2 separate regions of the Homo sapiens genome follow, and region 1 is linked to region 2. Evidence: chromatin loops called from intact Hi-C (ENCODE). Cell type or tissue: gastrocnemius medialis. All regions are shown on one strand. Links, peaks and the distances in the headings refer to the core of each region. The heading gives the core; the rest is flanking DNA.

Evidence for each region. A loop is a pair of places that touch in the nucleus more often than their neighbours do. Peaks named below come from ENCODE experiments on the same cell type or tissue, not always from the same donor. Only the 100,000 strongest peaks of a DNase experiment are listed, where the experiment ranks them.
Region 1: it touches region 2 in a loop (1.8-fold over the local background); 2 of 110 quality-filtered maps call a loop at or near these places.

The regions. Positions count from the first base shown.
Region 1 is chr3:183,928,177-183,944,720 of GRCh38, reverse strand. It overlaps ABCC5 (ATP binding cassette subfamily C member 5), which reads left to right. Exons shown (of 30, transcript NM_005688.4): 25 at 1,805-1,994; 26 at 6,661-6,820; 27 at 15,896-15,974. Among named protein-coding and RNA genes, the nearest start is that of MIR4448, 50 kb to the right of the region's middle. In gastrocnemius medialis, for the core only: no CTCF peak of the experiment used is centred there; DNase peaks (open chromatin) are centred at 4,805, 8,570 and 11,350; H3K27ac peaks cover 350 bases.
Region 2 is chr3:183,973,398-183,989,941 of GRCh38, reverse strand. It overlaps ABCC5 (ATP binding cassette subfamily C member 5), which reads left to right. Exons shown (of 30, transcript NM_005688.4): 3 at 559-716; 4 at 1,215-1,370; 5 at 2,025-2,172; 6 at 6,935-7,168; 7 at 7,318-7,491; 8 at 8,068-8,215; 9 at 11,291-11,439; 10 at 12,318-12,425. Among named protein-coding and RNA genes, the nearest start is that of ABCC5-AS1, 25 kb to the left of the region's middle. In gastrocnemius medialis, for the core only: no CTCF peak of the experiment used is centred there; DNase peaks (open chromatin) are centred at 7,511, 7,741, 9,391, 12,211 and 1 weaker place; H3K27ac peaks cover 7,804 bases.

The DNA of each region.
Region 1 (16,544 bases), core at 4,366-12,365, 44 kb after region 2:
CATAATATGTTAAGAAAGTTGACGAATTTGTGTTGGGCCACATTCAAAGCTGTCCTGGGCTGCATGTGGCTCAAGGGCCACAGATTGGACAAATTTGCTTATAAAGAAGCAGCATCATGAGTAGTTAGATTCTCAAATTGAACTCAATTCTTAAGAGTTATCTATTTTATTGAACTGCTGTGAGACTTTACAAGCATCTGTGTCATTGTTTATATGTGAAGAGTATATTCTGAGTTCCCAACACTTGACTTTGAAACATAGTTTTGAAAAGTTAGCTTTTTTTCTTTTTTTCCTTTTTTAATTTATTTTTTATTTTTTTATTTTTTTTGAGAGAGGGTCTTATTGTCACCCAGGCTTGAGTGCAGTGGCATGAATACGGCTCAGTCCAGCCTCGATCTCCCAGGCTCAAGTGATCCTCCCACCTCAGCCCCGCCAAGTAACTGGGACTACAGGCATGCGCCACTAGGCCCAGCTCATTTTTGTATTTTTTGTAGAGATAGGTTTCGCCATGTTGTCCCGGCTGGTCTCAAACTCCTGGGCTCAAGCGATCTGCCTCTGCCTCCACCTCCCAAAATGCTGGGATTATAGACAGGAGCCATAGTGTCCGGCCTGAAAAATTACTCTTTCAATTGGGAACTGAGTGTACGTAAACTGGATTCTCTAATAGAGATGTGCTTCACTGATTGTTTTGACAGTGAGCCTCATTAGTGGTAGAATATTTCTTAAGCTTACAAATGAATAACTTTCTTATTCTCAGAAAGGATGGCAGGTGGCTGCCCAGTGTATCTAGTAATAGCTCTTCTTTCATGTTTAGAAGTTAGCCTCTTTGCACACTGTCCTGGTGTGTAGATGACCCGTGTGTGTACATATGTGCAGTGTTTGAGTTAATGTTATGGTTGGCGAGAGCCTTGTGCTGGAGAGGTTAGGATTACGGTCAGTGGTGGTACAAAGTGGACCCTGCTGAAACCGGTCACATTTCAGAGGCCTGCCCTCCCACTGACTGTCCCAACACAGAGTCCTTCCAGCTTGGAGTTTTAGACTTTAGGCTTAACCCCCCAGAGTGCTACAGTCTTTGGCCCTTACTTCCCCCCATAAGGCTATATACTCCATGGCCAATTGCCAGAGAGTTTTAAAAGATCATGAGATATGATTGTTGATGATAAAAATTACCCAAGCAGTTATATCACAGCATTTTGAGCTGGAATAGATTCTCAAGATCATCTAATCCAGTCCCCACAATTTGCAGATAAGAAACTAAGATGCAGAAGAAGTGGTGATCTGTCCAGGTCACACAGTGGCAAAATTAGAATTAGAGTCTGTGTCTCCTGGATTGACCAAGACATGCCAGAATGCCAGGATCCAATCAGATGTTCAGTAAATATTAGTTTTCTTCCTTTGGATTTAAGCCAATGATTATCAAATGGTAGAATCCTATCTCAAAGAATTTCAGTAAAAACTGCTGTGGTGGAGGGGTGGAAGGCCTCATGTCTGCCCGTGTTGGTTTTCCTTTGGCCCCCAAGGCAGCTTTGTGGAATAGTTCCTTGAGACAAAAGGTAGTCTGAACACCACTTCCCTCCCCAGGCTGCTGCTAGTAGCCATGACACTTAGCCATTGTGCTCTGTCTCTGTCGAGTTTAGTGATGATAAGCATTTACTTCCAAGGGATTCTTTCCTAGCAAGGTGACAGGGTGGCAGCTACCTCTGTGTGGCTACTATGGTTGTCCTGGTTTTATTTCTCTGTGACAAAGCCTGCAGCTCCCCAAGAATCTGTGGTCAGTCTGAACTGGCCACCCTTGTCTCCCCAGACTCTGTCCTTGGAAGCACCTGCCAGAATTAAGAACAAGGCTCCCTCCCCTGACTGGCCCCAGGAGGGAGAGGTGACCTTTGAGAACGCAGAGATGAGGTACCGAGAAAACCTCCCTCTCGTCCTAAAGAAAGTATCCTTCACGATCAAACCTAAAGAGAAGATTGGCATTGTGGGGCGGACAGGATCAGGTAAGGATGTGCAAAGCCTTCTTTGAATCCATTGGAACGTAGCAGTTTATGAAATATCACTTTCACCCCTTTAAACCGGATCCTTGTTTGTTTGATGAGCAATTAGTGTCTCAGCCCCCTACTGAAACCAATTTTCTAGGTTTATTGTTGACCCCACTTTGATGACATTGAGTGCTTTTCACAGTCATAAATGTGCACATTCTCAATGCAGAACACTGGGGCACACAGCCAAGTACGAAAGAGGAGCAGCACCCACAACTCTGCTACCCAGAGAGAAGCACTGGTAACATTTTGGTAGCTATCTTGTTAGGCTTCCTCTAGTAATATGTAGGTTTACAAAAATGAGGTCATTGACACATGCTGTTTCATGGCCTTCTTTTAAAACTATCAGTAGGCTGGGCGCAGTGGCTCATGCCTGTAATCCCAGCACTTTGGGAGGGCGAGGCGGGTGGATCACCTGAGGAGTTCAACACCAGCCAGAACAACATGGTGAAACCCCGTCTCTACTAAAAGTCCAAAATTAGCCAGGTGTGGTGGCACATGCTTGTAATCCCAGCTACTTGGGAGGCTGAGGCAGGAGAATGGCGTGAACCTGGGAGGCGGAGGTTGCAGTGAGCCAAGATCACGCCACTACACTCCAACCTGGGTGACAGAGCGAGACTCCGTCTCAAAAAAAAAAGAAAAGAAATGCGTAACTGTAGATCCTTTAGATTTCTAGGGTCAGGACTTGAGTAATTTACTTCTTTTTTTTTTTGAGACAAAGTCTCACTCTGTTGCCAGGCTGGAGTGCAGTAGCACGATCTCAGCTCACTGTAACCTCCACCTCCCAGGTTCAAGCGATTCTCCTGCCTCAGCCTCTCACGTAGCTGGGACTACAGGGGCGCCAGCTAATTTTTTTGTATTTTTAGTAGAGACAGGGTTTCACCATGTTGGCCAGGACGGTCTCGATTTCCTGACCTCATGATCCACCCGCCTCAGCCTCTGAAAGTGCTGGGATTACAGGTGTGAGCCATCGCACCCGGCCCCTTTTTTCTCACTTTCGTTCCTGAATTGCATTCCAAAGACTGAACTTGTCTTCTTTTACTGTCCTTTTTATCCTTGTATAAGAGGTATCTTTGATTCAGTTTTCATTAGTTTTCTAGGCTCCATGCTTCTTTGGCATCAAAACTCTTCTAGCTTTTTTCCTTGCCATTAAAAAAAAAAAAACCTTTTGTCTTTTCTGGCCAATTGATTTTAAAGAACTTTCTAAGGAAGAAAAGGAAAAAGCCATTTCCTGCTTTCTGTTTGAGGGAATTACTTCACGTCAAAACAAGACATTGCTCCAGGTCTTTCATGCTGGAAGGGAATCTTTAGCCAAGCAGGGTGACTCTCCCCAAGCCTTTTTACTGTTCTCTCCCTTGAGCCCATCTGCTGCATTCGTCCCCAGGGGTACACTGCTCCCCTGAAAGCTGACTGATGTCCTTTGTTATGATTTCCCTTTAACACAGGTGAGATAGGCCAAAACAAGCACCACAACTTCATTAAACAGTAGTTAGTGACAGAAGAGAAACAAGAAAAAGAACATAGTGGCCAGGTGCAGTGGCTCACGCCTGTAATCCCAGCACTCTGGGAGGCCCAGGCTGGTGGATCACCTGACGTCAGGAGTTCAAGACCAGCCTGGCCAACATGGTGAAACCTCATCTCTACTAAAAATACAGAAAGTTAGCTGGGCGTGGTGGTGGATGCCTGTAATTCCAGCTACTCGGGAGGCTGAAGCAGGAGAATCTCTTGAACCCAGGAGGCGGAGGTTGCAGTGAGCTGAGATTGCGCTATTGCCCTCCAGCCTGAGCAACAAGAGCGAAACTCCATCTCAAATAATAATAATAATAATAATAATAACCTGATTTACACTCCGGTTCTAATAGGGCTTCTTCCAAGTTTCACGGGTAACTTGGAAACTCTCCTGTGGTCATGTCAGTCAAGGACACCATCTTGAGGACTTCACTGCCTTTCTTACCAGCACATTCCATCAGTGCAAAGGTAGTCAGATTCAGAGGACTCTAAAGTCTTCCAGTCCAGGTGGTCCAAACCTAGGCACCTTTTGTTAAACTGGAACAACTTGACCCATTGTTTCGGGCACCATTCCTTCCTTAGCTTAGATCTTAAAGCCCTGCCTCGGCCCAGAGGGAATGTCTCCTCCCCTCCTATCTGGGAAAGGGGCCAGTAACTGAGTCCCCCAACCCTGAACAGAGTCATTCATTTTTTTTTTTTTTTTTTTTTTTTTTCCTGAGACAGAGTCTCAGTCTGTTGCCCAGGCTAGAGTGCAGTGGTGCAATCTCGGCTCTGGAGTAGCTGGGATTACAGGCACATGCCACCATGCCCAGCTAATTTTTTTTTTTTTTTGTATTTTTTAGTAGAGACAGGGTTTTGCCATGTTTGCCAGGCTGGTCTCAAACTCCTGGCCTCAAGTAATCCACCCACCTTGGCCTCCCAAAGTGCTGGGATTACAGGTGTGAACCGCTGCGCCCACCGGCCTGGAGTCACTCATTTCTAGGAGGAGAACTATCCTGCTAGACGGACCAGGTTTCCTAACTCGTTTCTGGTAGAAGGATGTGAGGATTGTTGCATTAGGAAGATGGGTCCTAATACAGCTTTTTCCAAGTTTCCTGGGCGTTACTTCTTCCAAGTCTTATGGGTGTTTTTCAGGTTCCCATTAGGCTGTTAGACAGAGGTATGCCCAGGGGGTAGATCCCGACAGTGGGGTCGTGGCTGTAGACACTGGGGCAAGGCAGGCTGTTTGCGCCCTCCATGAGTGCTGAAGAGACAGCATCGTGGTGATCTCGATGAGGCCCTCACAAGAGGTCTTTCATGACATGGTGGCACGAGAAAGGTAGGAGGGTCAAGAACCAGGCGTACAGCCAAGGAAAAGTGATTCAACAGCTAAAACCCTGTAGTTCTAAATCTAAACCATGGAACCAAGTTGCAGAAAGGTAGACAGGACTATGGCAAACTTCTTTTCTTTTTGGCTCTGTAGAGAGAGCACCTTTTAAATGTTTATATCCTTTGACACAGTAATTTCAGTTCTAAGATTCTTTCCCAAGGAAATTGTCTGAGGTGGCAGTAAAGTTTCAGCACTAAGATAATAGGACATAACATTATTATAAGTTTTACATAAACTAAATGTTGACCCTTAGAGGGCTGGCTGAACAAGAATACATGCACATGATGGAATGCAACCACTAAAATTTTATCTTGAAAATTTTTTTAAAAGATGGTTGACTGAGTGTTATACAATGCTTTTGTTTTGTTTTGTTTGAAACAGAGTCTCGTTCTGTCGCCCAGGCTGGAGTGCAATGATACGATCTTGGCTCACTGCAACCTCCGCCTCCCAGGTTCAAGTGATTCTCCTGCCTTAGCTTCCCAAGTACCTGGGATTACAGGCACTCGCCATCTTGCCCAGCTAATTTTTGTATTTATAGTAGAGACAGGGTTTCACCATGTTGGCCAGGTTGGTCTCGAACTCCTGACCTCAGGTGATCTGCCCGCCTCAGCCTCCCAAAGTGCTGGGATTACAGGCATGAGCCACCGTGCCCGGCCAATGCAGTGTTAAGTGAAAAAAGCAATTACAATATTGCATTTCTGATATGATCTCAACTCTGAGGAAAGACCGAAAGGAAGTGTGCCTAAAATGATAGAAGTGAGATTATGGGAGATTGATGATGTCATCTCGTATTACTTATGTAAACTTTTCAAATGAAGATTTGGTTAACCTGTTCTGCTGATTACTGTAATAACACTGATCCCCCAAACCTGCTTCTCTGCCATAGTTTCCTATCACAGTAGGGCCATTGACAGCTACTCATTGAGTCGAGGCAAAACCTCCTTCCCGTATGTGTTTATTTATCCCTGGAACTTCTTCAATTCCCCAGCTGCTGCTGTGGCAACAGGAGGCCTTGTCTTAGTCTCTCTCTCAGCCCTAATAAGGGGGTAGGGAGAAAAAAGACATCTTGTCCTCTGGTTTGCCCCTCAACTGCTTGCTGTAAGATCTCTGTTCTCCTAACTTTGCCTAAGAAGCATTCAGCTCTGTGCACCTGTTCCTAAGGTGACCAGGAGGCATTTTTCCATTTTACTCTCATGAAAATGGAATGGTCAGCCAGGCGCGGTGGCTCACGCCTGTAATCCCAGCATTTTGGGAGGCCAAGGTGGGCGGATCACGAGATCAGGAGTTTGAGACCAACCTGGCCAATATGGTGAAACCCCATCTCTACTAAAAATACAAAAATTATCTGGGCATGGTGACGCGTGCCTGTAGTTCCAGCTACTTGAGAGGCTGAGGCAGAAGAATCACTTGAACCCAGGAGGCAGAGGTTGCAGTGAGCCGAGATCGCACCACCGCACTCCAGCCTGGGCAGCAGAGTGAGACTCCGTCTCAAAAAAAAAAATGAAAATGGAATGGTCCCTTCCCTTCCTTCTCAGGCTGAAGCTGTGTAATTTGAAGGTGTCTGCCTGGTATCTCAGGAAAGTTAATTGCATTTTTCTATCATTTTATACATTATCTCAGTTAATCAGTTGAAATAACAACTGAATAGAAATGGAAAAATAGTTGGCATTGCCCTGAGGCTAAACCAGCATTGTCCTCACAGACTTTGCTAACAGCTCCTCTCTTGCATGTCTTCTGACTCATCAGGGAAGTCCTCGCTGGGGATGGCCCTCTTCCGTCTGGTGGAGTTATCTGGAGGCTGCATCAAGATTGATGGAGTGAGAATCAGTGATATTGGCCTTGCCGACCTCCGAAGCAAACTCTCTATCATTCCTCAAGAGCCGGTGCTGTTCAGTGGCACTGTCAGGTGAGGACCTGAGCACCTGCATGTCTCGTGCGTCACTTAGAGGCCAGATGAGCATGTGGGACCACATGATGCTAGCACCGCCCCCTGGGACCATGAGCTCACCATCTCTAGTCTGGTGCTTTTCCCACTGCACCATGTGCTTGCTGGTGCAGAAGGGAGAGGCAGCACCACTCACAATGCCACTTGGTTGACTGAAGGGTGCAGGGAGGCCTGCAACACAGTGCTGAAGAGGCCAGAGAGGTCTGGGCCCAGGGCTCTGCTCCGTGACTTCGGACAAGTTATTTAACCACTCCTGTGCCTGTTTCCTCAACCATAAGATGGGGATGCTTTAAAGACCTGTTGCTGTGAAGGTTGAATAAGTTCATGTAAATTATATAAGCACAGGGCCTGGCAAATGGTAAGCATTCAGCAAATGGTGGCTGCTGTCATCAGCCTCATTGACATCATCCTCATCTGCCCCCCACTCCATTCTGTCATCTCTCCTAGGTGCGCTGAAAGTTGCAGTTTTTTTGTTCTGTTTGTTTGAGATGGAGTCTCACTCTGTCACCCAGGCTGAAGTGCAGTGGCACGATCTTGACTCACGGCAACCTCCGCCTCCTGGGTTCAAGTGATTCTCCTGCCACAGCCTCCCGAATAGCTGGGATTACAGGCGCCCTCCCCCAGGCCCAGCTAATTTTTGTATTTTTAGTAGAGATGAGGTTTCACCATGTTGGCCAGGCTGGCCTTGAACGCCTGACCTCAAGTGATCCACCCGCCTCGGCCTCCCAAAGTGCTGGGATTACAGGCGCGAGCCACTGCACCTGGCCAAAAGTTCCAGTTCCAATGGTGGCTTTCAGGCATTATTACTACTCATGTTATTTCATTTTCTACTATCTTCCCCTACCTTTGATACTCTGGAATTATGTCACTTTTTGAAATCTGCCAGGTTGCCAGAGATAAAATCCTTCTTCTTGGCCTATTAAAACAGTCCAAGGAGAAAGCATCACATTATCTTTCCTAAGCTTACCTGATCCTACCCTTAGCCTTAAGCTTCAGCCTCCTGAAAACAGTGGATTTCCATCATTTGTGTCCCTGTCTATTAAAAAATCATTCTGGCCTGGCACGGTGGCTCACGCCTGTAATCCCAACACTTTGGGAGGCCAATGCGGGCGGATCACGAGGTCAGGAGATTGAGATCATCCTGGCTAACACGGTGAAACCCCGTCTCTACTAAAAAATACAAAAAATTAGCCGGGCGTGGTGGTGGGCGCCTGTAGTCCCAGCTACTTGGGAGGCTGAGGCAGGAGAATGGTGTGAACCCGGGAGGCAGAGCTTGCAGTGAGCTGAGATCATGCCACTGCACTGTAGCCAGGGTGACAGAGTGAGACTCCATCTCAAAAAAAAAAAAATCATTCTAAAAGTAATTTTTAGCAGTTTTCAGAAAAATTGGTACCAACCTAATTTCAAATAATCATAGGCAGTGTTCAGACTTGTTTTAAAACTATCCCCTCCACCTTTGGAAATGGCATTTTGAACTCAAGGAACTTTGGTAGATATCTTAGTCTGCTCAGGCTGCTGTATATACCAACATACCATAGACTGGGTGGCTTAAACAACAGAAATTTATTTCTCTCAGTTCTGGAGGCTGGGAAGGCCGGGGATGGGTGTCTGCTGAGGGCCGTCTTCCTGGTTTGCAGATGGTTGTCTTGTTCTGTCCTCATGTGGCCTTTCCTCGGTGTGTGCCTGTGGTGCATGCCTGTGGTGTGTGCCCGCGGAAAGGAGAGCTCTTGTGTCTCCTCTTCTTGAGGCCCCACCCTCATGATCTCATCTAAACCTAATCTCCTCCTTACAGCCCCACCTCCAAACACCATCACATTGGGGTCAGTGTTTCAACAGTTTAATTCTAGGGGCACACAAACCTGTAGTCCATAGCAGTAAATCAGCAGAATTCTCACCTGTGTTTGTGTAGTGTCAACACCCTAGAGTATGTTTATTTTGGTGTTTCTGTAATTGAATCTGGACAGCATGCACTGTATCTGTGGTTGATAATAAACCATTCTCTTTGGGTATTGAGGTAATAAGGTCAGACAAGCAATATCAGAAGAAAATTAGAATTTATTGGTCAGGCGTGGTGGCTCACGCCTGTAATGCCAGCACTTTGGGAGGGCTAGGTGGGCGGATCACCTGAGGTCAGGAGTTCGAGACCAGCCTGGCCAACATGGCGAAACCCTGTCTCTACTAAATTAGCCAGGTGTGGTGGCCCATGCTTGTGGTCCCAGCTACTCCAGAGCTCCAGAGGCTGAGGCAAGAGAATCACTTGAACCTGGGAGGCGGAGGTGGCAGTGAGCTGAGATCGTCCCACTGCACTCCAGCCTAGGTGACAGAGCGAGACTCTGTCTCAAAAGAAAATTAGAATTTATTGAAGATGAAAGCCTAAAAATAGGCCGAGTGCGGTGGCTCACACCTGTAATCCCAGCACTTTGGGAGGCTGAGGCGGGCGGATCACGAGGTCAGGAGTACCAGACCAGCCTGGCCAATATGCTGAAACCCCGTCTCTACTAAAAAATACAAAAATTAGCCAGTCTTGGTGGCACACACCTGTAGTCCCAGCTACACGGGAGGCTGAGGCAGGAGAATTGCTGGAACCTGGGAGGTGGAGGTTACAGTGTGCCGAGATCATGCCACTGCACTCCAGCCTGGACGACAGAGCGAGACTCCATCTCAAAAAAAGAAGCCATTGCTTGGCCAGGCGTGGTGGCTCATGCCTGTAATCCCAGCACTTTGGGAGGCCGAGGAGGGCGGATCACCTGAGGTCAGGAGTTTGAGACCAGCCTGGCTCTTCCCATAAATCTCCCTATTTTTAGATGCCACAGGAACACCTTGAAAAAAAAAATTGGCCTTACAATATTTGGCTTTGGCCATAAGAACTAGTTTTTTAAATCATCATTTGGAAGAGAATTAAGAAATAAAGCACGTTAAACTTGAGATTTCTTTTGAAACTGCTGCCACCAAGAAGCCTCAGTTTTAATTTAACAATTTTATAGCATTTCATTTGGGTTTGTGAAATGGGGGCTTCTAGAGTTAGTGGTTAACAACTGACCATGAGGCCAGGTGCGGTGGCTTATGCCTATAATCCCAGCACTTTGGGAGGCCGAGACGGAAGGATCACTTGAGCTCAGGAGTTCGAGACCACCCTGGGCAACATCGTGAGACGTCGTCTCTGCTTTTTTAAATTATATAAAATGTTAAAAGAAAAAGAATTGACCATGGGCGCGTGCAGCTGGTGTGGGTAGAACATCGTGCGCCTGTAGCTTTAGTAGAATTGGAACCATTTGTCTCCAGAGAAAGAAATGTTGACTGCTTTGTGGCTAGCTCAGTAGTTGGTACACTGCTGTCCTGGGTTTGTAGCTACTGAGCTTAGGTGCAGCTTAGGAAGTCAGCTGTGCAAAGTGAGAAAATCATTTCAGTTAAATTTTTGCCAGCTCTAATTTTGGCTTTTTAGTCTGTAGTAGACACTGAGGAAGAATTAAATGCTGGACTTGTCTTTTATCCCCTAAGGTTTCCTTTTATCCTCTCAGGTTTGTTACGGATCCCAGAGAATGTTCAGCTCTTGGTATTCTTTTGTTTTTGAGACAGAGTCTCGCTCTGTTGCCCAGGCTGGAGTTTCAGCTCACTGCAACCTCTGCCTCCTGGGTTCAAGTGATTTGCGTGCCTCAGCCTCCTGAGTCGCTGGGACCACAGGCATGGGCCACCATGCCCAGCTAATTTTTGTATTTTTAGTAGAGACGGGGTTTCACCATGTTGGCCAGGCTGGTCTCGAACTCCTGACCTCAGGTGATCTGCCCACCTCAGCCTCCCAAAGTGCTGGGATTACAGGTGTGAGCCACCGCGCCCAGCCAGTATTCTTTTGCTTTAGTTAGAAGATAGAAAGCCTATGATGAGTTTCCCAAGGCACAGGCAGGATAAATAAGCTGTTTCCTCAGCTGCCTCCTAGAGACTCTGAATCTGGAAACCGCGCCTCCACCACCATTAGCCAGTATTGAGGGTGGGTACCTCTTCTTGAGATACCTGTAAACAATTAAAACTTGAAAGGAATTCTTAGAGGAAAAGCAAGGTAAAACCAAAATCAAACCAACAAAACTCAGAAAGTCACAAGATAAAAATTGTTGAGTTGTTCTGTGTACAAATATAATCTAATCTAAATCATAGGCCAGATAATTTGGGACCACACCCCTTCCTTAGATTAGCCAGAATGTCATTCTAGTACCTGCATCCTGGCCCTCCTTTATCTGCCTGTGTGGGCTTGAGCTCTCCAGCCTGTGTTTCTGCAGCTCCCTATTGTTTTGCCCTCATGATTGCCTCCAAGAAGAGAGGCCCCTTTTCATCCAGGCCTTAAAACACTTTTGCTGGCCTCTGTCTCATGGCCCTAGCTTTCCCCACCTTCTCCCAGAGCTCCCTGTGCTTCCTGGACCCAGGAAACCCAGCCCTGGCCTCTGTCCTATCCCCCGCAGCTGGAGTGTTTTTCATCCTGAGGACTGTCTGGAGCCTGGCTAGGCTGACAGTGAGCTGTCCCCAGCTGTCACTCTGGTATGTCTCTTGAGTCTTCGTCCCCTGTGAGTGATGGGTACCTTGTCTACCCGGAGCACTTCTGCCTGGTGCCCATTCATTAGCAAGAAACAGTGTTCTCATTTCTTCTTCTTCAGGTGCCTTCTCCTTTTGATCTGCTCATTAAATTTTTTTTTTTTTTTTTTTTTTTGAGACAGTCTCGCTTTGTCACCTGGGTTGGAGTGCAGTGACATGATCTCTGCTCACTGCAGCCTCCACCTCCCAGGTTCAAGCAGTTCTCCTGCCTCAGCTTCCCCAGTAGCTGGGATTACAGGCACCTACTACCACACCTGGCTAATTTCTGTATTTTTAGTAGAGATGGGGTTTCACATAGTTGGCCAGGCTGGTGGTCTTGAACTCCTGACCTCAGGTGATCTGCCCACCTCGGCCTTCCAAAGTGCTGGGATTACAGCCATGAGCCACCATTCCCCACCTGTCATAACCATCTTAATTGTATTTAACAAATGCTCAAAACTTCATAAGACAGACACCATTGTTATGCATATTTTATTTTACCAAATAGTGAGGTTTCACTATATTGCCCAGGCTAGTCTTAAACTCCTGAGCTCAAGAGATTCTCCCACCTCTGCCTCCCAAAGTGCTGGGATTATAGGCATGAGATGCCGCCCTTGGCCATTATTCCTGTTTTATATAGATGATGAAACTGAAATCCAGAGAGTGAGAGTAATTTGCCCAAAGACACACAGCTAAAAGTGGCAGAGCTAGGATTTGAACCCAGGCTGGCCGGCTGGCTCTACTCATTACACTCACTGCATTGCCTCCTGAAGCGTGTGTCACGACCCCACTGTTAACCACGACCTTGATATTCCATCTCTCCAAAAAACAGTTAGACGTGCCTCTTTGTGGATCTTGACCTTTAGTTACATTTCTTTTCCCAGCATCTTCAAAGTCTCATCTGCCTTCCTCATCTCAAAAACGAAAAAAGAAAGTCACACAATCTATGCCGTTCTCTCTAGTATTTTTCATTTGCTCTACTTTTTCCTCTTAACTTTTTTCACCTAATCTGACTCTTAACAACTAAAAGCCAAAATCAGTCCGTATTTCTGCATACCTCAGAATAAGATTTCCTTTTGCTTCCTGATAGAAGAAGGTATGTGAGTCCCAAAATCTCCTGCTCTGAAAACCAAGGCTACTATGAAGCACCCAGCACAGATGACAGGGCAGCATGGTTTACTGCAGTGTTTTCTACTATACCGAGGGTGAATTGCTGTGTTGTCTCACACTTTGGGAGATATTCTTGGCTTCATTTAGCAGTGGTCAATGTTGACTATTGCTAAAAATAAAATATGAAGAACCAAAGATGAAAATGTACCTTTGGCAAGATCAGGACTCCAGGGGTTCTGATTGTTAAAAATAATTGCCCTCATGTTCAGACACTTTTCTATCCAATCACTTAACTGAATCCTTTTGATTAAGTGGATGCATAACTTTGCTTTCATTTCTGTCTGTGGGTCAGACCCAGGACCATCTGGCTTCTCTAATGAGGGGAGATATTTTTCCATTCCTGATTGAGCTCCCTGTTGAGGTTGGTCTGGTCTGCCTTACTGTGTACCACCTACGAGTGTATGCAAATATTCATTTTCTATCTGGAACCCATTGTTTAGTGGTCTGAGGCTCCTTCAGCTGGTGTGATGGACCTGGGTGAATTGAATGTTAAGCCTGGGCTGGGCACAGTGGCTCACGCCTGTAATCCCAACACTTTGGGAAGCCAAGGCGGATGGATCACCTGAGACCTGGAGTTCAAGACCAGCCTGGCCAACATGGCAAAACCCTATCTCTACCAAAAAATACAAAAGTTAGCCAGGTGTGGTGGCGCACACCTGTAGTCCCAGCTACTTGGGAGGCTGAGGCATGAGAATTGCTTGAACCTGGCGGGGCAGGGCAGGGGTTGCAGTGAGCTGAGATCATGCCACTGCACTCCAGCCTGGGTGACAGAGCAAGATTCTGTCTCAAAAAAAAAAAAAAAAAAAAGTTAAGCCTGTTGTCGTATTTGCCCATAGAAAATCTGATAGGGCCGGCTACTCAGTGGGCAGGAGACCGCGCTTTTGTGTACAGCAGTTCTCGCTTCTCCATGGTTTCACTTTCTGCAGTTTCAGTTACCCATGATCAACCAGGGTCCAAAAATATTACATACTATATTTTGCAAGAGACAGACCACAGTCAAATAATGTTCATTACAGCATATTGTTATAATTGCTTGATTTCATTATTGTTAATCTCTTACTGTGCCTAATTTATAAATTAAACTTTATCATAGGTATGTATATATAGGGGAAAAAAACATAGCATTTATACGGTTCAGTACTATTTGTGGTTTGAGGCATCCACCGGGGCTCCCTGGAGCATATCCTTGTGGATGAAAGGGGGCTCCATGCCTGCTCTTTGATCCAGAGGCATCTGATGGACTTACTTGCTGTATGTGTTTCCTGGGGCTGTCATAAACAGTTTAAGCCACAAACTGGATGGCTTCAAACAACAGAAATGTACTATCTCACAGTTCCGGGGGCTGGAAGTCTAAAATCAAAGTGTCATTTGGGCCATGCTGCCACTGAACCCTATAGGGAAGGACGCTTCCTTGCCTCTTCCAGCTTCTGGTAGTTGTGGCCATCTTTGGCATTCCTTGGCTTTGGATGCATCCCTCTGGCCTCTGCCTCCATTGTCACATGATGCCCTCCCAGTGTTTCTCTGCCTTCACGTGGCCATCTCTCATAAGGACCAGTCATATGGGATTAAGGGCCCACCCTTCTCTATTACTCTGGTATGACCTCATCTTAACTAATTACATCTGCAAATTACCCTATTTCCAAATAAGGTCACATTCTTAGGTACTTAGGTGTCTTTTGGGGAGACACAGGTCAACCCATTAAACTGTACCATATTAAACAACACTTCCTGGGCCAAGGGTAGTGAGAAGCGAGCATGTTCCAAGCGGGAAAAACGCCGTGCAAAGGGCAAGAGGCGCTGGAGAGCAAGGCGGGTCAGAATCTCCCAGGAGATCGAGAGATGCCCAGATAGCAGGAATGAGGCGGTGCCGGCCTGCTGTCCTCTCACTAGAGTTCTGTGATAATGACGTGATTGTATTTGCATGCCTGTAATTAGTAACCCCAGATATGGAGACAGGTGTGTGGCATAGAGTAAAAGTCCATGTTTCTCCCAGAGAGTTTCCTGTTTCCCACATGCCAGGCATAATTTTATGAGCAAAGCAAATATACTTTTCAGATTACTAGACCTCCAAATGTTATGTGTAGATCAAGACAAGCCGTCCAAAATTACTGTAACATCCCAGTTTTCCACCAAATACCTGTTCCACCACCAATTCTCCACCCTCATCCTCAGTGGCAAAGATAATTTTCTCCTGTCCTAAACATTTCTAGTCCTGGCCGGGCACAGTGGCTCATGCCTGTAATCCCAGCATTTTGGGAGGCCCAGGTAGGCTCATCACTTGAGCTTGAGCACTGGAATTTGAGACCAGCCTGGGCAACATGGCAAAACCCCATCTCTACAAAAAACACAAAAATTACGTGGCATGCGCCTGTAAAAAAAAAAATTTCTAGTCTCGTTCTTTTGGTATCAACTCTGATTTCCTTGAGGTAGATACTGTTGGCACAGTAAGCAAAAATGGTCCCCAAACTGGTCTTCTGTGCCAGGAAAATTCCTTTTTCTTGACTTGTCCTTTATTCTTTCTCTCCTTCTTCCTCTTCCCTTCTACTGGATCAGTTTCTTTCCCTGGTCAGGCCAGCTGTCCTGGAGCCCCATACTCAATTACAGGGTTGTGAACCAGGTAAACCAAGAGAAAGAGGGTGCATTTCTAAGTTTGTACGTATGGAGAGATTTATTTTTTATTTTATTTTATTTTATTTATTGAGATGGAGTCTCACTCTGTCGCCCAGGCTAGAGTGCAGTGGTGTGATCTCAGCTCACTGCAACCACTGCCTCCTGGGTTCAAGCAATTCTCCTGCCTCAGCTTTCTGAGTAGCTGGGATTACAGGTGCCCACCACCACACCTGGCTAATTTTTGTATTTTTAGTAGAGACAGGGATTCACCATGTTGGCCAGGCTGGTCCTGAACTCCTGACCTCAAGTAATCCACCCGCCTCGGCCTCCCAAAGTGCTGGGATTACAAACATGAGCCATTGCACCCAGCCGAAAGATGTATTTTAACAAATACACGCACAGGAAAAAATCTAGAAGGATATTTGCCGATATTTGCATTTATAAATTGTTCTATAACTAGTATTATTTACATAGTAAAAATAGTAAAAGAATAAATCAAGTTTTATGGAGCTGAGGAGGTGGCCCAGTGTGCTGTCAGAGCTCCCATCTGTCTGGTTGTGGAATGAGCCGTCTGTGACCATCAGGGTTTGGAGTCTTCTCTCCCTATGCATGTGTGTTAAACATCTTCCACAGACAGCCTTTGCCAATGGGTCGCTTAGGGTGGGACCACTGAGAAATTCCTGTGTTTCTCCCTAGATCAAATTTGGACCCCTTCAACCAGTACACTGAAGACCAGATTTGGGATGCCCTGGAGAGGACACACATGAAAGAATGTGTAAGTGAAGAGCTTAGGGGAAGCCGTGCTGAGATGGTGAGGGTGGAAGCACAGCAGTGCCCTTGCCACACCCCGTCTGCTCTGGCCGTGCCTCCAGGATGCCTGTGGACAAAGGCTTCGTGGCAGGGCTCTCCAAGTCTTTCAGATACCTGGGAAAAGCTGATCCCTCTCAACCCCACCGCCCACACTGCCTACGGTCATATTGGCCTTGCACTATCCATTGATTGAAGATAGTAATGACAACTACTTAGAATTAAGTGATGCTTTTAATTTATTAGTCATAACAGTGTAACATACTTTGAAGCGTCCACATATACGCAAAAGATATATAACGTGGCCGGGCGCAGTGGCTCTCGCCTGTAATCCCAGCACTTTGGGAGGCCGAGGCAGGTGGATCACCTGAGGTCAGGAGTTCGAGACCAGCCTGACCAATATGATGAAACCCTGTCCCTACTAAAAATACAAAAATTAGCCGGGTGTGGTGGCATGCACCTGTAATCCCAGCTACTCAGGAGGCTGAGACAGGAGAATCGCTTGAGCCCAGGAGACAGAGGTTGCAGTGAGCGAGAG
Region 2 (16,544 bases), core at 5,167-13,166:
TCCCAGCTACTCAGGAGGCTGAGGCAGGAGAATTGCTTGAACCCGGGAGGTGGAGGTTGCAATGAGCCGAGATTGCGCCACTGCACTCCAGCCTGGGTGACAGAGGGAGACTCTATCTCAAAAAAACCCAAAAAAACAAAGAGCGGACCCTAATGTAACCTATGGACTTCAGTTAATAATGAATCTGTATTGGCTCATCAATTGTAACAAAGGTACCACACTAATGGAAGATGTTAATAATAGGAAAAACAGATGAGGAGGACGGGAGAGGTACAGAGGTATATGGGAGCATTCTGTACTATCTGATTAGTTTTTCTGTAAAACCTAAAGATGCTAAAAAAAAAAAAAAGAAAACTGTTTAAAATTTTTAAATATCTAGCTTAATGTTCCCCAATGGGTTCAAATCATACAAAGTTAGTGTTTAACCTCCTGACCCTTGCTTGGAATTTCTCAGTTAAGATGAGTCCAGTTTGCAGTTTGAGCTGTTTCATCAGTTCCGTTTGCCTCTCGCCTGTGTATTAACTGTGCTCTTGCCTTTCTCCCTATCTGCTGGAACAGTTGGAATGCCAAGATGCCTTGGAAACAGCAGCCCGAGCCGAGGGCCTCTCTCTTGATGCCTCCATGCATTCTCAGCTCAGAATCCTGGATGAGGAGCATCCCAAGGGAAAGTACCATCATGGCTTGAGTGCTCTGAAGCCCATCCGGACTACTTCCAAGTAAGATGCCGTGCTGAGTGATGACAGTGAAGCATCAAAGGCCTTTTTTTTTTTTTTTTTTTTTTTTTGAGATGGAGTCTTGCTCTGTCGCCAGTGGCATGATCTCGGCTCACTGCAACCTCCGCCTCCTGGGTTCAAGTGATTCTCCTGCCTCTCAGCCTCCTGAGTAGCTGGGACTACAGGCGTGCACCACCACCAAGCCCAGCTAATTTTTTTGTATTTTTAGTAGAGACGGGGTTACACCATATTGGCCAGGATAGTCTCAATCTCCTGACCTCATGATCTGCCCGCCTCGGCCTCCCAAAGTGCTGGGATTACAGGTGTGAGCCACCGCGCCCGGCCCATCAAAGCCGTTTTAGAACATTCAGGCTAAGATTAGATCATCTGGGGAGACTGGTCTTTAGCTAAGAGCTGTGTTCACTAAACAGTGTCCATTAAACACGGGCTGCCCTCTCCGTGCGTGTTGATAGCTTTGTGATTTCGGTTTTCTCTCCTTAGACACCAGCACCCAGTGGACAATGCTGGGCTTTTTTCCTGTATGACTTTTTCGTGGCTTTCTTCTCTGGCCCGTGTGGCCCACAAGAAGGGGGAGCTCTCAATGGAAGACGTGTGGTCTCTGTCCAAGCACGAGTCTTCTGACGTGAACTGCAGAAGGTAGGCGCCTCTGGTCCACCCTCATCTCCCCCATGCCGGGTGGGCAGGGCCTGAGCTAGGAGTGTGAAGTCCACAGCTCTGTGTCTTTAAAGAGCCGAGCTGTCCAGTGGAGGGCGGGCGGCCTGGGGATGACTTTCTCTTTGCTCTTTTGCTTTATCTCCTATTTCACCTTTGATCCTGTTTTAACCACGGGCTTTCTCTCTCTCTCTCAGCCCCGCTTCTCTTCCTGAGTCTGCAGGGAGATTATGTTGCTGCCTTGTGACAGAATACATTTTTGTGGTAGCTGATTGTCATGATTAAAATGTAGTTTACAACTTTACATTTTACCACAGGAACCTTCAGAAAGGGTTGGGGGCCCCTGAAAAAGAAAGTTCTTATTCACAAATTGCATTCAGGGATCATTTTCCTGGGTGGAAAGAAAGGCTTTTGCTCTCATCATTTTCTGTATCCTGGGAGGCTCCTTATACAGGGTAAATGTGTAGTTCCCTAGGAAGGGTATTTTTTCCCAGAAGGTGAAGACTATGTACATAATTTTAAAGGAGAGACTTGTGTGAGTGGTGGCAAAACCTGGAGACAAAAAGTGGTGGCAGGCGGGGAGCTAGGTGTGCCTTTCCCCCGAGGAGATGTGTAACGAGGACGTGTGCCCTTGTTAAGACTAGAGAGACTGTGGCAAGAAGAGCTGAATGAAGTTGGGCCAGACGCTGCTTCCCTGCGAAGGGTTGTGTGGATCTTCTGCCGCACCAGGCTCATCCTGTCCATCGTGTGCCTGATGATCACGCAGCTGGCTGGCTTCAGTGGACCAGTAAGTTCTAACCATCCTTTCCGACAGTCTCCAGGGGCCCGGCCACGGCCAGCTCTAACACTCTTATTCTGTTGCAGAGGTTGTGCTCAGCTTTGGGCTAGGTAGCAGTCTTAGAGATGCCTTCAGGTCTGTTGAAAGGGGTCGATGGATTTTGGCAACAGCTGGAAGGATGAAAGGGCAGTGTTGCCAGAGAAGAAATGGAACTGGCTTGATTTCTGGGTGGGGGTGAAATGGAACTGACTCCAGTTCTGCACAGGACTGTGCTTCTCGGTTGTGTGTTAACATGAACTGACAGTCGGTGCAGGCAGATGTGTCTTGCAGTGCTATGAGTGGGTGAGAGCACGTTGTGTGGCCCGGGCTGGTGAGCCAGCACCGGGAACATACCAAGTGCCTGGAGGCAGTTATCACATGTTTGGCAGGTCTGTGGCAAATAAGCCCTGAGAAAACTAGAGGACTGTCGAGGATTTTAGAGTCTGACCTGGAGTCCGTTTAAGTTTGGCTTATAGTGTGACTGTGTGGCAAGTGTTGGGGTGGCAGCCGTGGTTTTCCCCAGTCTGTACTGATGCAGAGTAGACAAGAGAGCCTTTGACGTTCACTCTGTTTCCTGGGCACCTGTTTCTTACACCTGCTGTGCTGCCTTACACTTGAGACCTTGATTAAATCTATTCTCTACACATTTGCCTTGAGGCATCGGAGCAGTAGTACTGCTTGTACTGTGCGTTTTCCATATGTGGGTAAGCTGGAGGTTCATGGTTTTGGTAAGTATGTGCCTAAGATGCATGGCAATTAGGTAAAACTAATTTGCAGTTTTGTTTTTGTTTTTATTTTTTTAACGTTTGATGCCTCTTGTTAAAGTTTTGATCTCTTTTCTGAAGCAGAGAACACTACTTTTCTGGTATTGGGTTTCTATATTATTAATAATTGACCAACTAACATACTTTATATAAAAGTTTTAAGTAAGAAGGACCATGTAACTGAAATGTTGTGTTATGTAATTTACCAAAATGGCAAACATTTTCATAGAGCCAGCTTCCCCCAAGAAGAGCTTCTGTCATTGTTTCACTACAGGGCTGGTGGCTGCTCTGATCTCATAGAATTCATTCCTCTGGGTAGCACCATATGCAGGCTTTGCGAATAAAGTGATCATGGGCTTTCTTGATTCCATTTGGCCAATGCAAGAACTTCATTGGCTCCCCTCTAAAAAAAATTCCATGGATTGCTGGGATTTTTATTTTTTATTTTTTGAAAAAAATGGTACCTATCCGTATTCAGCTTGGTGGCTTCACAGTCCCTCCCCTGAACATCCGTATATTCCTTATTCTCTCATTTATGGTGCAGAACACTGGGGTACTAACCTCTAGGAAACTGTTCTAGCTGCCAGGGAAAGCTAAGAGCCCTCCTTTAACAGGAAAGCAGCAGCATGCTTTTTCTTCTCTCTGCCGTTTCAGGGAAGAGCACCTTAAGGCCAGTGTTATTTCATGGGATTCTGCCCTAGAGCTGAGAAAGTAATGGACTCATCCATAATCTCTTTTATAGATTTGAAAGTGTAAACAATACACACTTCCTTTTTTGGAACTCCAATTCTAATATGTTTCTTTTTCATTGGAAATTGAAAAACCAGGCTGGTTTTGAGATTAGTACTAGCAGTGAGTAAACCTCCTGTCTGTGGACTTAAATCCTTTTGAGGAACATTTCGTTTTAGATTTTTACAAGTTTTCTAATCTGGCACGACTTTCAAACTAGCTTAATCTGTTCTTACAGAAACCTGTGTAAGGACAGACTGCCCACATACGGGCTCCCCAAATAAAATGGCATTTTTATTTCTTGTCCCTGCTCGGGTTTCACCGAACCTTGGTAGCCATAATCAGAACAAATGAAACACAGTCAAGTTGTTGTGTTCTGTTTGTTTTTACCTGCCAGCCAGCTGATGCTGACATTTATACACCAAGATGATCCAAGGTTTTGGTGACGCCGGTGGGGACTGCCGCTATATGTGCAGGGTGCCCGGGGGTCATAGTAATGTTAATGGAGTACCAGAATCTCTAACAGTGTGGTCCTGTGTAGCCACATTGCTACACTTACAGAGATGCTTTGGGGCCTTTTTGGATTAAGACAGTTCTAAAAGACCAGGCCTCACCTATGATCTGTGTATAAAGAATTAGCATCGCACTGTAGATCTGCAAGAGAAGGCCGCCTCCTGCAGTGCTCTCTCTTGGTGAATGCTAACTCTGCTCGAGGGCCTTTTGGGGAAAGGACAGTGTAAAACCCTTAGAGAGGTAAGTTTCCCACCCTTCCAACCTCTCTCCACCTGCAGCTTGCTTGGTGCTGTCAGGATCTGGATTTGGGGGGAGTCTCTCTGTAGTGGAACCAGTGACAGAAGCTGTTCTTTAGAATTTTCAGGATGGCTGTATTCTGCGGTCAGAATGAGAGAGTCAAGCTGGGCAGAATCTCTCGCCAAGAGTTCAGGTAAGGTAATGTTTATTCACTGGGAATGCTTTCCACAGCCAGACAGCTATGCTAACAGTCTCAAGTTTTCTTCCAGTTTGTTTAGATTTAAATGATACATTTGTAACTTTTTAAAAACTAAATTTTGGTTGGATTTTTCATGAAAACCTCTTTTTTCTTTATCCCCTAAAAAATGGTTTGAAATGTCATTGTTATTTAAAAACCCGATGTGTTGGAACTTCTTTAATCTGCTGTTTCCTCTTTTTCCCCCCCTTTGAAAGTTTCGCATAGTGTAAACATTCACTATGTCTTTTACCTTCCCTGCTCCTCCCATCTGGGAGGCGCTGATGCTATTACCCAGTGCTGAAAAATGGCACTCTAAAGGTATGGGAAGGAAGGAGCCCAAGGCAACCACCTGCTGTCCTTTCAGCCTTCCTTTGGAGACTGCTCCATCAGTGCCGAGGTGTGTGGGAACAGGCTTCACTGCACCGCCATCTTACTGAGTTGCTTCACGTGAGGAAAAGGGGGCTTTGGCCCTGTGACTCAGTTCCACATTTTGGATTGCATACTGGAAAAGAAGCCAATCTTCTTGCTAGTAAACCAGCAACCCGGCTGTATACAGTGGTGACCCAAGCAATGGATATAAACCTAAAAATCTGAGGGAGGGGAGAGGTGGAATACAGTAGTTCTTGGAATCTGAAGTCTCCTATTTGATCAGGTTATTTCCTGGGACTTGGCAAAAATCTGATTGGTGGGGATCTCCTAGGACCTAGTGGACATCTGGTATTAATTTAATCTCAGGAAAAACAAGAAATTAACCCAGAGAGAGTCTGGGTTTTGGAATTCAGCGTAGCTACCTCCAGACCGTGGTGTCTGGCCTCCATTTTTGTCTGTCATTCAGCTCTGACTTACAGCTGCAGTCACCTTTGCTATAAGGCACCTGGGTAGAAGGGTGGATGGGCTTCACATCAATTTTTTTCTTCCTTTAGGGTGGGGGATTGGTTTGGCTTTCTTTTGTTGTGGTTTTTTGTTTTATTTTTGTCAAGATTGATTTTTAGATGCAAGGACTTGAAAAGACCCAGAAGGATGCCACCAGTTTTTCCTTGAGGCCTAGGATTTTTTATTCTGTCCCGAGCAGAGGTAATTCCTCACAACTTAGTGCACCAGTAGCACCAGCCATTTTGAGCAGAGTACCTCTTTGGGGAGCTTTTCGTTTTGTTTTGTTTTTAATTCTCTTTCCTTAGCAGCAAGGTCTTTTTTCCTAGAGAATCTACTCCGTTGCAGAATCATTGCAACCTCAGGAGCCCTCACTGATTGAGTGCTGTCAGCCTGATATACTACTTTGGACTCTGGAAACAGATATGGGTTCTATTCTCTATTTCTACTGTGTGTCGTTAAACAACCGTCGGAGACCAGATGACCTGTTAGATGGCTAGTCCTGTATAACTCGACTCTGTATGTTTCAATGTATGTTACTGCAATGCTTCACCTGCTGTACAGTGTTTGTGAGATGCTCTTTGAAGATGGTACTTTTATATTTTTTCATTTTCAATAAAAGTACATTCCTTCCCACTTCCTGGTATTTAATACTGTTGCTGAATGTGCCTTGTGTGAGTGTGTGCTCCGGCGTTGCAGGACCTCAGCTGGAGGTGGCACTCGGTGGTTCTTGGGGGCTGGCCGCCTTCCCTCTGCAGGTGGTGTTAGACATATGCTACCTGAGGTAACATGTTTTCATTTTTGGGAGGGAGTCGGGAGTGGGGCGGGCCCATGGGAGGGTCTCTGGATTTTTGATAGCCTGCTTTGTTTGCTCTCTTCTGTACTATTAAACTGCTGATGTTTATTTTCAGGAATGTTTTGCAAATGCACTTCTCACTCTTCCCCAGTACAACTGTAGGTACACTGTTCCTTTTTATCAAATAAGCACGTTTGAAACGATCCAAAAAAAAGGTCTTAATTTCATGTAAACAAATGTATCCATGTGTGGAGATACTGGAATAAGGTCAAAGCTATACTTTTGAATGACCATGTGTTTAGAGTTAATTTCAGCTCATTGATAGGTTTATGTTACATTAGAAAGAGTAATGGTTTTGATGATGTCCTGTAAGGAAGAAAGTTTGCAATTAGACCTAGCTCCTGCAGAATGCCCTGAGTAAGTTACTGCAGGCAGCTTGTAATAATTGGGTCTTCCAAAGTTTTGCTTTGCTTGCGCACTGGTCCCTGAGTGGAGCTGCCTACTCTTTCTAACTTAACATAAAACTATGGCATTGTGTGTGAGTGCCGTGGAGATGTTGACAGTGGTGTGTGTCTCTCCCTGTAGGCCTTCATGGTGAAACACCTCTTGGAGTATACCCAGGCAACAGAGTCTAACCTGCAGTACAGCTTGTTGTTAGTGCTGGGCCTCCTCCTGACGGAAATCGTGCGGTCTTGGTCGCTTGCACTGACTTGGGCATTGAATTACCGAACCGGTGTCCGCTTGCGGGGGGCCATCCTAACCATGGCATTTAAGAAGATCCTTAAGTTAAAGAACATTAAAGAGAAATCCCTGGGTGAGGTGAGTGAGGGGTGTTTGCTTCACAGCAGAGAGCAACTTCCTAGCTTGAGGTTCATTCCTCTAGGGCCCTGCCTTATCCTTTATCTTCCTCCTGAGACAAATGAACCGTGTCCTTGCAGGGTCCCCTCACTACTCTTTGTATCTTATAGCTCATCAACATTTGCTCCAACGATGGGCAGAGAATGTTTGAGGCAGCAGCCGTTGGCAGCCTGCTGGCTGGAGGACCCGTTGTTGCCATCTTAGGCATGATTTATAATGTAATTATTCTGGGACCAACAGGCTTCCTGGGATCAGCTGTTTTTATCCTCTTTTACCCAGCAATGGTGAGTAAGCCTCCCAGCTGAATCCTGGCAGCTTCTCCTTAGGAGATGAGTTACTTCCATTGGGTTATAGTAGGCATTGCTGAGGTCTCACAGCTCTGATTGGAAATTTCCTCAAAGCAGGTTCAATCTAGAGCTCGATAGTGCTTGCTCTATAGGGACAGAATTTTGACTTGAGAGGAGGTAAGGTGTCACTTGCATGAAAGAGAGTCTGAATGAGAAGGTCAGCTGGTGAACCCTGTCCCACTTGACATAGGAGTGTTTGAGTCACTGCGTTGGAGTTGGTGCTAAGTGATAGGGCCCTCCTGCCTCCCCTTTGGAAGCACTCAGTCTCTGTGGTCACTATTGAGAATAAATACTTTCTTGTCTTCATTGCCTTATAAAGAGATAAGAATTCAGTAATGTTTTATTACAATTCAATAGGTCACTTTTATTAAAGACAGTACGATTACATAACATTTGGCCCATCCTAGCAAGCAGGATTATATGCTCATTTTATTGAGAATGACCTTAAGCAGATTAGGTAGTTCTCAAGTTTGAATGAGCTTTAATTTGGCGTGGCATCGCTTTTCCTTTCAGATGTTTGCATCACGGCTCACAGCATATTTCAGGAGAAAATGCGTGGCCGCCACGGATGAACGTGTCCAGAAGATGAATGAAGTTCTTACTTACATTAAATTTATCAAAATGTATGCCTGGGTCAAAGCATTTTCTCAGAGTGTTCAAAGTGAGTTTAAAGATTTTGTATGTGCATGTGGTAGAAGGACCTTGGATTCTTTGGGTCTTATAATTCACACACTTTGCTTTCTGAGCACATTACGTACTAGGACTAGTGTCTAGTATCGTAGGACATAATATCATAGAATCTTTGTGTTCAAAAGGGATCTTAGAGGTTTGAACCCATAACCTCATCTCACTGATGAGGAAATTGAGACCTGGGAAAATGTTGATTTTTCCCAGTTAAAACACAGCTAGTTAGGAATAATCCAGTTTCGAAGCCCCCTGTGTATATTCTCATCCTGCCCATGATTTTCCAGCCTGGTCATGAGGCTTTCACAGAAGACAATATCAAATTACTACTGAGAGCATCACCTTTGCCCACTCTACTCTGTGGTTTCACGGGAAATAGTTTGTGGCCCTTGAGGTAAACTGGGAGTCAGGATGGCTGGATGCTGGTCCTAGCTCTGTCAAACGTGTAAGTGCCCACAAAGCTAGGAGAAATGGCACAGATGGGGCATTCAGAAAGATCTCAACACAAATTGAACCAGTGTGCCTTGAAACAGGTGAAATTTAAGTAGTAGATAATTAAAAACAAACACATAGATACTTAATTTAAATAAAAGAGATGAGGCTGTTGGTGGACCATAACCTCATCAGGAGCTGAGTCCAGTGCTGTGAAACAGTCAATGCATTATAGTTGGAGTAGAAATACAGTGTTCAGGCCAGGCGCCAGTGGCTCACGCCTGTAATCCCAGCAGTTTGGGAGGCTGAGTTACGTGGATCACCTGAGTTCAGGAGTTCAAGACCAGCCTGGCCAATATAGTGAAACCCCGTCTGTACTAAAAATACAAAAATAAGCTGGGTGTGGTGGTGCATGCCTGTAATCCCAGCTATTCGTGAGGCAGAGACAGGAGAATCGCTTGAACCCAAGAGGCGGAGGTTGCAGTGAGCTGAGATCACACCATTACACTCCAGCCTGGGTGTCGCAGCGAGACTGTCTCAAAAAAAAAAAAAAAAAACAAAACAGTGTTCAGAGCAAGGCAGCTGTTGTTTTCCTTTCATTGAGTAACCTTCAGGAACATGATGTCCAATTCTGGAATCTACATTTGATTTATGAGGGCTGTTAAGCTAAGAAGCATCCAGAGGAGATGAGCACTCAAGAGGTGCCCAGCAGTGGACGGGGCTGCCTTGTTAAGCAGTGAGTTTGTTTCTACTAGAGTGGAACAAATGGATTCTGAATGGACATCTGCCAGCAGGTTGATGGCAGGATGGCTGCCACTGGTCCCTTCTGGCTCTCTGATTCTGTAGTTTTATGATCTTTTTTCTGAAATTTCCCTCATCCATCAGCCCCTGACTGGTTATCTTTACCTGTATGTATTAATTTGAAAAGAGTGTTCTTACTCATTATAGACATGGCCAAGGTGTATAATACATGTTCAAGTAAGGAGTTCAGTGTTTTTATGTGACTTACAAGCTAGCTGTGAAGATAGTTCCCAATGCCTTAGGCAGTGGTAATACCTTTAAGGTCAGTGTATACCCTCTTAGAAGAATTAAGTATTTGCCAGGTACAGTGGTACATGCCTGTAATCCCAGCACTTTGGGAGGCCTAGGCGAGTAGATCACCTAAGGTCAGGAGTTCAAGAGCAGCCTGGCCAAAATGGCAAAACCCCGTCTCTACTAAAAATACAAAAATTAGCTAGGCGTGGTGGCACAGCCTGTAATCCTAGCTACTCAAGAGGCCGAGGCAGGAGGATCACTTGAACCCAGGAGGCAGAGGTTGCAGTGAGCTGAGATCACACCACTGCACTCCAGCCTCGGCAACAGAGTGAGACTCCCGTCTTAAAAAAAAAAAAAGTATTGGCCGGGCGAGGTGGCTCATGCCTTTAGTCTCCACGCTTTGGAAGGAGAGACAGGATCACTAGAGCCCAGGAGTTCAAGACCAGCCTGGACAACGTACTGAGACCTCCTCTCTACAAAAAATAAAACATAACTGGGCATGGTAGTGCACATCTGTGGTCCCAGCTACTTGGGAGGCTAAGATGGGAGGATCACTTGAGCCATGGAGGTTGAGGCTGCGGTGAGCCGTGATTGTGCCACTGCACTCCAGCCTGAGCAACAGAGCGAGACCTCGTCTGAAAAAAAAGTATCTTATTGTTCTGCTTCCTGCTCCACGGTCTTCAGTACACTATGGTTGCTTTGCTAATATGGGGGTTGATTTTGCAAATATTTAAGAAAAATCATTCTGCCTATAGAAATTGTATTTCACCTATCTTCTTCCGGTTGTCATTACTGCATTTTTATATGGAAGCTTCTATCCCACTGCCAACATACAGCAGGCACTCTGGGAAATGTTAGTTCCCTCCCCACTGCCCCTTTTTTTTTTTTTTTTGAGATAAGGCCTGGCTTTGTCACCCAGTCTGGAATACAGCGGTGCAATCTCGGTGCACTGCAACTTCCACCTCCCAGGTTCAGGCAATTCTCCGGCCTCAGCCTCCCAAGTAGCTGGGATCATAGGCGTGTACTACCACACCCGGCTAATTTTTGTATTTTTAGCAGGGACGGGGTTTTGCCGTGTTGGCCAGGCTGGTCTCGAACACCTGACCTCAGGTGATTCCCCCTGCTTTGGGCCTCCCAAAGTACTGGGATTATAGGCATGAGCCACCGCACCTGGCCTCTTAGTCCCTCCCTTTTTAATTCTCCAGTGCCATTGTGTTGTCTTTCCTATTAATTCCTTAGGCAAAAAGTCAACAACAACCAGGTAAGCAAACACAACTGCCAATTATAGATACAATTAATGTGTTCATTCCTTCTCAACCTAAGAAATTTACAAGAAGAATCAGAAAAAGGTATCATAGAAGATGATGATTGAGTTCATACATAGTGACTGCTTTCTGTTAGATTCATTCCTGTCACTTGATCCATTTCAAACCTCAGCCTTTTATACCAGCTTTAGTGGTAGAGTTGATAGTCATAGGTGTTGAAGGGTGGCTGGAGACCTACAGAGTCTTGTTTGGAGGTGGAGGAACAACATCCCTAGGCTTCTTTTAACTTGCTTTGAAATTGGCTTGCTTTTTATTCATAGAAATCCGCGAGGAGGAGCGTCGGATATTGGAAAAAGCTGGGTACTTCCAGAGCATCACTGTGGGTGTGGCTCCCATTGTGGTGGTGATTGCCAGCGTGGTGACCTTCTCTGTTCATATGACCCTGGGCTTCGATCTGACAGCAGCACAGGTCAGGGAACCCTCAGGGATGGGGAACATTTTAGAAATACCACATTTGCTGGAGGCTGAGGCAGGAAAATCACTTGAACCCAGGTGGTGGAGGTTACAGTGAGCCAAGATCATGCCATTGCACTCCAGCCTGGGGGACAGAGCAAGACTCCATCTCAAAACAAAACAAACAAACAAACAAAAAAAAAATACCACATATGGAGATGATGCTGTGGTCCTCTCCTTACTGGACCTGGAGGTTCCCCCAAGAATTAGTAGGTATTTTTTCATTCATGGGATTAAGCTGAGAAGCAGAAGAGTGGGGAGCCAGCCCTTATGCACAAATAGTGTATGAGTTGTTTTTAGTCAACATAAGTTTGAGTTTAATTCTGAAATTACAGATCATCCTGTGGTTCATATTTACTGACAATTTTAATTGAAGGTCTCAAAAACTCTACTTAAAAAAAAATGTGGCCAGGCATGGTGGCTCACGCCTGTAATCCCAGCACTTTGGGAGGCCGAGGCGGGCGGATCACTTGAGGTCAGAAGTTTGAGACCAGCCTGGCCAACATGGTGAAACCCTGTCTCTACTAAAAATACAAAAATTAGCTGGGCATAGTGGTGCATGCCTGTAATCCCAGCTACTCGGGAGGCTGAGGCAGGAGAATTGCTTGAACCTGGGAGGTGGAAGTTGCAGTGAGCCAAGATCGTGTCACTGCACTCCAGCCTGGGCGACAGAGCGAGACTCCGTCTCAAAAAAAAAAAAATGTAATTGACTTGTAATAACAGCTGACCGTGAAGTTGCAGCCTTCCTAGCGCCTGAGAGGAAATTCATGGTGTCAGGTTACTTCAGTTGCATAGCATCATTAGGCACAGTTTCTTCTCTTCTCCTATTTTCAGGCTTTCACAGTGGTGACAGTCTTCAATTCCATGACTTTTGCTTTGAAAGTAACACCGTTTTCAGTAAAGTCCCTCTCAGAAGCCTCAGTGGCTGTTGACAGATTTAAGGTAAGTGGCTCCTTCCCCTGCCCCCGTGTCAGGAGCCCTCCCCACACAACTAACTGCTGGCTCTGTTCAAGGGGCCACCCAGGCTGGCCTCACTGGGCTTAAGCTTGGCTTTGGCCTTTTGGCAAGTTGGTAAGAAAAAGGGGGCAGTGGAGGAGACTGAATTGAGGGATGAGACTTGTCACCTTTTTTAATTAATGTGAATTTTTACCTTTTGTGAACGGCCATGATCTGGGCTCCCAGGATTGCAGAGTTCCCCTTTAGAGCTAGCCCCTTCCACCTGGGCCTGACATGGATGTGTCGCAACTCACTGGGCCTTGAAGTGGCTTAAACCTAGAAGACCAGCACTGTGGGGCATCTTCCCCTTGATCTTTGCTACTGTCACTTTGATTGATTGACATGCTGAATCCTTTTTGATACTTTCTTTTTCCTGCCCTGTGGTGCTACTCACGATGCAGGGAAAGCAGTTACATGGAAATAGTCATAAAACTAGGTCATGTTGAGAAGTGCAGTTAAGTAAGTCTCAGCTTCTTTTCTTGCAGGTGGTTAGTTGATCATACCTTGGCTGTGTTCTTTGTTCCTTCAGAATACTACACATACATGATACAAAAGGGAGTATATTTGGGAGGGTGGAGAGAAATAGATATTTGATAGTGGTTAATACTTAACAAAAAAAGGGATGCCATGTGGGCTGGAATTCCTTGATGTTGCCACTGCATAGATTAGCTCCTATGTCCCTGCTTGTCTTTATTGGCCAGTGAGAGGAATAAGAAAGCAATTTTGGTGATGTGAAGGCTTGAAGCTCACATGTTTGAGGGATGAATATAATCATCTTGGAGGTTCAGGAGAAAACAAATTGGATTTTCTTCTTAAGAAACATGGAAACTCAGTTCCCGAGATTTGTTTGTATTCTACTTGTTTACAGTTGACCGGGTGACTTTTATTTGGTCAAGAAAGCTAGTCCTGGCTGGGTGTGGTGGCTCACACCTGTAATCCCAGCTCTTTGGGAGGCTGAGGCAGGTGGCTCACTTGAGCCCAGGAGTTCAAGACCAGCCTGGGCAACACAGCAAGACCCCGTCTCTACAAAAAAATAAAAAAATAGCCAGGTGCAGTGGTGTGCGCCCACAGTCCTAGCTACCCGGGGGGCTGAGGTGGGAAGATTGCTTGAGCCCAGGAGGTCGAGCCTGCAGTGAGTTATGATCATGGCACTGCACTCCAGCCTGGGCAACAGAATGAGACTCTTATCTGTGTTTTTGTTTTTTTTTGTTGTTGTTTGTTTGTTTCTTACAAAAAGAGAAGAAAGAAAAAGGAAGGGAGGGAGGGAAGAGAGAGAAGGAAGGAAGGAGAGAAGAGAGAAAGGAAGAAAGCTAGTCTTCGAATGTGCCCCTCCCCCACCCCAACGTGGCCACTTCTTAGAAAACCAAGAGCTGAGTCATATGAAAAAAAATGGCCTAATGGGACTCAGAGCTTTATTTTGCTGAATCCGCAATAACCAGTCGTGGATGAAAGCAAATGTTTGACCATAAGTTCTCCCTGCTGTTCATTTCTATATTCTTGTTAGTGAATGGATTTGGTAGCACTTTGGATAAAGTAAGGGCATGTAGTGTAGGTTGGTCCTCCCCTTGTTTTTCGAGGGCTCTCATCTCCTGCTTATTAGTGAGGACTTGGATTAGCAGGTGGCTTTCACATCATAGGTCCCTCCTCTCTCCAGGAAGCCTCAGAATTAATAGTAGAAGCAGCACCACCCACAGCTCTATTTGATGCCCCATGAGACTTTAGACCCCTTCTATCTTACTTCTCTTGGTGGTCTCAGTCTCTTTTTTTCCTTGTTATTCTTTTTTTAATTAGATGCTTGGCACAAGATAACAAGTATTTATGGCCAGCCTTGGTGGCTCACGCCTGTAATCCCAACACTTTGGGAGGCTGAGGTGGTTGGATCACTTGAGGTCAGGAGTTCAAGACCAGCCTGGCCAACATGGTAAAACCCTGTCTCTACTAAAAATCCAAAAAATTAGCCAGGTGTGGTGGTGTGTGCCTGTAGTCCCAGCTACTCGGGAGGCTGAGGCAGGAGAATCGCTTGAACCTGGGAGGTAGGGGTTGCCATGAGTCGAGATCGCGCCACTGCACTCCAGCCTGGGCAACACAGCGAGACTCTGTCTCAGAAAAAAAAAGATAACGAGTGTTTATTACTTAATTCCTCCCGAACTCTAAGCCGGTTCTTTCTTCTTATCTTCAGATGTCTATTAATTAGAATTACATTGACTTTATGAGGGTTGGGGGGCTGTTTTTTAGGTGTAAGGCAACTGTTTATTATGTTTCTGAGTACGTTAAAGGAAGTTTGCCTCAATCTTGGGGGACCATCTAAGGCAGCCTTTTGAAAACAACAGAACTGTTCCTGGGATTGTATCTCCCCAAAAGCATCTGCCCTCTCATCATTTTTAGAAGATGGAATATAGAATAACAAGGATGAGACTTGCTTCTTTGATTCATTTTACAGACCTTGAAACTCACTGACGATGTTGCAGAGCCCTGCTTTTCACCCTGTGTCTTGTTTTACATCATTTTCTTTCTTTCTTTTTTAAATTGGAGTTGGAGATCTGACAGATTTGCAAGTATAGTCTTTTCTCTATTTCACCTACCCTGCAAGTGCATATGGCAGGAGAACTTGTTGCTTCCTGTTGGGTAGTATGCATAAAGAATAGGAAAAGAGATATAAAATTTATTTATGTAACCTGTAATTTATTGATTTGATAACCTGTAGAAAGGCAGTGTGAAGCTGCACTGATTGTCACCAGTGGAATAGGGTGGCTTGCTCTAGCAAATACAGACACAGGACACCCAGTGAAATACTGCATGGAATATACTTATACTGAAAAATTATTATTGTTTTTCTGGAATTAAATTTAACGGGGGCCCGGCATGGTGGCTCACGCCTGTAATCCTAAGCACTTTGGGAGGCTGAGCAGGTGGATCTCTTGAGGCCAGGAGTTCGAGACCAGCCTGGCCAACATTATGAAACCCCGTCTCTACTAAAAATACAAAAATTAGCTGGGTGTGGTGGTGGGCACCTGTAATCCCAGCTACTCAGGAGGGCTGACACAGGAGAATGGCATGAACCTGGGAGGCAGAGGTTGCAGTGAGCTGAGATTGCGCCACTGCATTCCAGCCTGGGTGACAGAGTGAGATCCTGTCTCAAAAAATAAATAAATACATTAATTAATTAATTTAACTGGGCATCTTATATTTATCTGGCAACCCTGTGAGTAGTCCCCTCTTCTGTTCTCAACAGATTCATTCTGATTTGATTCTTCTAGTGAATGAATAGTGTTTTCATGGTCAGTGTCCTGTGATAAAGTTGAGGCTTATGGTTTATAGGTTTATATGGTTATAGGTTTATGTTATATCTAAGATTCTGTTGTTCTGACAGGTGCAAATTCAAGTAGATACAAGTTCAAGTATGGGGAGGCCCTTCTCTGCCTCTTAGCACGTCAGGGCAGAGTGATCTGAAGCCGAAACTCTCCTGGTAGAAGGGAGGGTAAGGCTGCGGGGAGTAGGAAGGAAACATGGGGCTGGAGCTGTGAAAACCAGTAGGTACTGGCATGTTTCTTAATAGTTCATTGAGGCCTAAAAGACCTTCATCCTTTGAATAACTCTTTAAGGGAGAGAAATGATGGAAATTCTGTCGGCATGTGGTTTTACTCTGTGAAGGTGATCAAAATGTTTGGCATGTTACTCTTAGTTCAATCTCTCAGGAAGGCTTTGAACAAATGAAAGCAGCAGCCATTTCAGCAAGCGGGGGCCACACCTAAGGTTACTCGAGAGTGAAGATTATCTCAGAAGTTTAGAATCATGACACTTCGGGGAAGATAGGATCAGGGATGAATGGGAGACGGGGGCTTAAGGGAGAGCTTAGAAGTTTAGAATCTAAGAGAGAAAGGGTTTGTTTTTGGGGAGAGGGATTATGTATGATATTTAATAGCACCTGCAAACTTTAAGATAGCTGGGGGGTTCTCAGTAACTAAGGAGGGTCCTGACCCTAAAAGCTATCTTTTCTCTAAAGATTTTGTAATGTTTAAAATTTTTTTAAATTAAGATAAATATATTTTAAATCATACTGTGAAT